2 separate regions of the Homo sapiens genome follow, and region 2 is linked to region 1. The links are chromatin loops, found by intact Hi-C in ENCODE. Cell type or tissue: adrenal gland. All regions are shown on one strand.

Evidence for each region. Peaks named below come from ENCODE experiments on the same cell type or tissue, not always from the same donor. Only the 100,000 strongest peaks of a DNase experiment are listed, where the experiment ranks them.
Region 2: a loop joins it to region 1, with 2.4 times the contacts of the local background. A loop is called at or near these places in 34 of 110 quality-filtered maps.

What each region holds. Positions count from the first base shown.
Region 1 is chr3:52,471,070-52,473,569 of GRCh38, forward strand. It overlaps NISCH (nischarin), which reads left to right. Exons shown (of 21, transcript NM_007184.4): 5 at 745-908; 6 at 1,234-1,329. Among named protein-coding and RNA genes, the nearest start is that of NISCH, 17 kb to the left of the region's middle. RefSeq lists an enhancer at 165-665. In adrenal gland, CTCF peaks have their summits at 1,063 (motif pointing right) and 1,263; a DNase peak (open chromatin) is centred at 1,062; H3K27ac peaks cover 1,897 bases.
Region 2 is chr3:52,693,665-52,696,164 of GRCh38, forward strand. GNL3 (G protein nucleolar 3) reads left to right here. Exons shown (of 15, transcript NM_014366.5): 13 at 1-143; 14 at 373-439; 15 at 529-833. The coding sequence ends at 611. GLT8D1 (glycosyltransferase 8 domain containing 1) reads right to left here. Exons shown (of 10, transcript NM_018446.4): 7 at 2,264-2,376; 8 at 1,757-1,923; 9 at 1,526-1,638; 10 at 822-1,371. The coding sequence ends at 1,181. Among named protein-coding and RNA genes, the nearest start is that of SNORD69, 2.2 kb to the left of the region's middle. In adrenal gland, no CTCF peak of the experiment used is centred here; no DNase peak of the experiment used is centred here.

The DNA of each region.
Region 1 (2,500 bases):
GTCAGGGGCTCAGCCCAGACTTGGGCTGTGTTCCAAAGCGCTGTGGTGGGTGCTGGAAGGTGGGTAGCACACTGCTCCCTCGCACCTGGTTTGTGCTTACCTGAAAGGGCTCAGATGGCAGATAGAAGCTGACCCTGGGTCCCATCCCTGCCAGAGAGCACAGTTATAGTAGCTCATGTGTGATGAATGCTTCCTGTTTGCATCTTACTGCCTTCCCCCAGGAGCCACAGGTATAGGGAAGGATACGGGGTCAGCGGCCCAGTCACCAGCCTGAGGGCACATGGCTGGGAGGAGTGGAGCGAGGACCAAGCAGCAGTCAGTTGGGCTCAGAACCCATCCTGCTTCCAGGCTCTGCACCACGCTGGCACCATAGGCCTGCGCCTGACCTGGGTGTTTGCATTTCGGAGGTTGCAGCATAGGTGTGTCACCCAGAATGCTGTCCCTCTCCGCAGCCTCACTCTGGCCCAGTGCCTTTGGTCTCGACTCGGCCTCACTCCTCCCTCAGTGGCTCCCCAGCCTCACAGCCCCACAGCCCTGCCCTCCTCTGTCATCACATGTCTAGGGTTGCCCTGTGCCTAGCAGGCACCCAGGAGGGCAGCAGCTCCTGCATGCCCAGGGCGCTGGCTTTGCCCTGACACAGTGGGTGCTTGCCAACTGCTTGTTGACAGAAAAGGTGGAAATCCTGGCTGCACGAGGGCTGGGGCTGCGGCTGGACACTTATCCTTCAGGGCATGGCTCTTGCAGGAGAACAGCTCCTGGGGGCCGGCGAGGTCTTTGCCATTGGACCCCTGCAGCTGTATGCCGTCACGGAGCAGCTGCAGCAGGGAAAGCCCACGTGCGCCAGTGGGGATGCCAAGACCGACCTCGGGCACATCCTGGACTTCACCTGTCGCCTTAAGTACCTTAAGGTAAAGCTGCAGCAGCTCAGTCATGGAGAGCCCCGCAGTCGGTGGGGGTGCAACCTGCGGGGGACTGGCTGGCAGTTTGTGTGAAGGAGACCATGGGGGACTGTTGGTGGAAGGAAGGCCGCCCGGTTATTCTTGGCACTATGCTTCTGGCTGTGGGCACCAGGGGGCGGTCGTGACCCAGTGTCCCGTTAAATTAAGTCCTGGCCTGAGCCTGCTTTGTTGAAGACAGAAGTGGTCAAAGTTGTCTTCAACTTGTCAGCTGCTGCAGCACTCCCCGATGGGCATGCGACACTGTTCCCAATTTAAGCCTTATCTTTGGCTTCAGGTTTCTGGCACAGAAGGACCTTTTGGGACCAGCAACATTCAGGAGCAGCTCCTGCCGTTCGACCTATCAATATTCAAGTCCCTGCATCAGGTGGAGGTAAGGCCCAGCGCTGCACAGCATCCTCTCGCTCCCAACTCAGAGGCTAGAGAGTGTTTGTGATGTTGGGTGTCCTAATTTAATCATAAGGTGCTGTGCTTTCGTGTTTGGCAGTATGTGACAGGTTCTGCGTAGGTGACCAGGCCCTCTGAAGGCGGAGAAAGAGAGGCCTCTCCTGTCCCTGGCTGGTCTGCACACACCTTCCCTGGCGTGAGCTGCAGGGGCGGTTAGCCAGGGTGGAGCACCAGCACCTGGCTCATTCTAGGACTCCTCATAGGGGCAGGGGGCATGTGTACCTCAAGTTCAAGTCCTGGGAAGTCATCCTGGGGGTCAGACAGAACTAAATACAAGTCTGTATTTCCCAAGGCCGATTGGCAAAGAGCTTTGAAGATGCCCTGCCCTCTGGGGCACCCACACAAGAAACACTCTGCATCTGTCACTACTGGACTCTTTGGTTTGCGATGCCAATTTTAGCATTTTTGAAAAGAAAAGTCAGTAATGAATACAAAAAAAGTTTTAAAGCATAATTTTTTGAGCATGGCTTTTGTGTTCTGCCCTGTGGCCCCATGTCTCCTTGATTGAATCTTCCCAACAGCCCCGTGAAGAGGGCACTTTTATTTCCATTTTACAGTTGGGGAAACTGAGGCTTGGGCAGATAAGGAAGTTTGGCCAGGGCCACACAGTTAATGAGCGGAAACCTGGGATTTGAATTCAGCTGAGACTGCCTCCAGAGCCTCTGCTGTGCACTGGGCTGTTCCGTCTACAGTGGTCTAGGGAAACTTGTGGTGTGCCCTGCTGCCGATTGAGGACAGGGAAGTGAAGGGGAAACCCGACCCAGCCCTGCCAAGCAGGCTGAGGCTCTGGATCTGGGTCTTGGGTGTGCTTGGGCAGGTGGCTTGGGGAGTGTGCTTTGACCTGTGGCCTGCCCCTCCTCACCACAAGACAGCTCAGTTCCATGGAGTGGGGGCTGGGTGAACAGGAGGATCCACCCCACTCGCTGTGCTGTGGAGGCCCCTTGTTCTCCCCAGCAGTTTCCATGACCCACACTTTATGTTCACCTGCCAAGCCCCAGGCAGCCCTTACAGAGGAAATGGAATTTGTGGTCCATTGTGAGTCTGAGGGGCCAGGCACCTTTCTTACTAGATACTTCAGGGAATGTTTGGTCGGCACT
Region 2 (2,500 bases), 220 kb after region 1:
TTTTCCAGTCTTCCGGTCTGACAAATGGAATAATAGAAGAAAAGGACATACATGAAGAATTGCCAAAACGGAAAGAAAGGAAGCAGGAGGAGAGGGAGGATGACAAAGACAGTGACCAGGAAACTGTTGATGAAGAAGTTGATGTAAGTGTGTCCTCCATGAGTTAAAACTGAAGTGAGTTTTCTAGCATTATAATACATAATGGAAGGAACTGAAGATAGGAAATATTTGAGGCTTGTGATCCATTAGCCTTAATTTTGCACATCCCGTTATATGTACCTCCAAAGAGTTAATTTTTCAGGTACATAACTACTTGGATTAAATGAGCAGACAAGGGCTACTAATCCAGCACTATTTTTCTTTGTCACACAGGAAAACAGCTCAGGCATGTTTGCTGCAGAAGAGACAGGGGAGGCACTGTCTGAGGAGACTACAGCAGGTGAGGCAGGCAAAAGGGGTTCTAACGAAGCAGCATGGTATAGAATCACTTTTACTTTTTGAAAATCTCTTTATTTTCCTGCAATATAGGTGAACAGTCTACAAGGTCTTTTATCTTGGATAAAATCATTGAAGAGGATGATGCTTATGACTTCAGTACAGATTATGTGTAACAGAACAATGGCTTTTTATGATTTTTTTTTTAACATTTTAAGCAGACTGCTAAACTGTTCTCTGTATAAGTTATGGTATGCATGAGCTGTGTAAATTTTGTGAATATGTATTATATTAAAACCAGGCAACTTGGAATCCCTAAATTCTGTAAAAAGACAATTCATCTCATTGTGAGTGGAAGTAGTTATCTGGAATAAAAAAAGAAGATACCTATTGAAAAATGTAAGTTTTATTTACAGATCAGGCCACAGGTTACAAAATTAAAACCAACAGCAGTTTTGAATTATCTGTACCAGCTAGCTGAACTAGCCATATCAGTTCTTCTTTCCAGTCATTCAGCATTGTAGTAAGAAAACACTTGGTAAGGCAGATGGAGACATATTTATAGTCTATAGTCTGTCTGGGAAGCTGACTGCCAGACAGGGCAGTTTGTCATCTTTACCTAGCTGACACATCTTTTTCCATGGCTTGCTACCGATAGGCATTGAAGCCTAGCAACTGTTACTTCCCACGCATGCTATCTTCCAGGACTTCCTGAGAAATGCTTGCTTACAGTTCAAATTCTGTTTCACTTTATGTTTGAGATCTCGGTATATCTTCGGATTAGGTTGAATTTGCCTGTTGGGTCTGGAATATACCATTTTTCCCAAACATCAGTATATGAAGCAGTCCTTCCCCATGGCTTCAAATGTCCATTCCAATGGAGTAACTTGGCAGCCTTTACAAACTGAGGTGAATATCGTTTTCCAGCACTGGAACCTTACATTTGAGACAAAAATAGCCACATCGTTGCGCCATGTGAAATTGTGCAGAAAACTTACTTAAGGGAAACAAAGAATATACCCCATCCCTGAGGATAGTTCTTTAGATACCAATTCTTTACTAGCTTATGCCACTGGTTAATTCTACTTACCAAGGTGGCGGACATTCCACATAGGATCGATGGTAGAGTGCTGTTGATAAAATACGATAAGCAGAGGAGGTGTTGTGATGCTACCAGCCAGGGTTCTGCTATACAGTCCCTCTCTTGGTGGGACAGAAAACAAATGTTTGTTAGTGAAAAGTACTGACTAACTCCTGTTAGTCAAGACTCTAGGAATTGAAATACAACAGTTTTTCACAGCTAGGCCAGTTACATACTTACTCTACATTGAGTTTCATCCATTTTTCCAGTTGGTTAGTTATATTCTGTCGTTTCCATTCCGTCAGGTTTGCAACAAAAACTCCAGGATTAAATGAGCAAGTGCTGGCTTTCATGGAAAGCTTACGAATTCTTTCCTTTTTATAGTCAAGATAGCCAATGTAATTGTACTAAAAACACAAATAGGATATATGTACTTACTGCTTCAAACAAAATAGATACAATTTTATAGCCAGTAGAGAGAAGAGCTGTTAAACTGACTTCTTCAGATTAGAAAATAAATATTTGAAATTCCAAGTTAGAATAGGAACCTAGATGTTGACATAATAAACCAGATGTTCAAGAACAATTAGGCTGTCAAGTCCATGAAGAAGTCTACAGAAAAGCAGGCTTGAGTTTTGGGATGAAATGATTGGGGAGTGTAAATTGCAGCAAAAGAGTTCCCTGAATTTGCAACCTCTTCCCATTAAACAATATTGTAGGAAGAGGGGTGTTTGGTAAGCAATTTACCTGGTTTCCTGCTCCACGGATGACAACTTTAGTAGAGGCTGAATCACAATCTTCTGAAAATGCAGCTGCATGTCCTGGCTTCAGTGCTGTATTGTAAAGGGCAAGAATATCACCTGAAATAGACAAGATGTTAAGATTTACATTTCCGTTGCCTTGAGAGTTCCCTGTTACTCCCACTTCTCCCTATGGTGACCTTTTATAGAAGACCATAAATAAACCACTACAGCCCACTGTAGC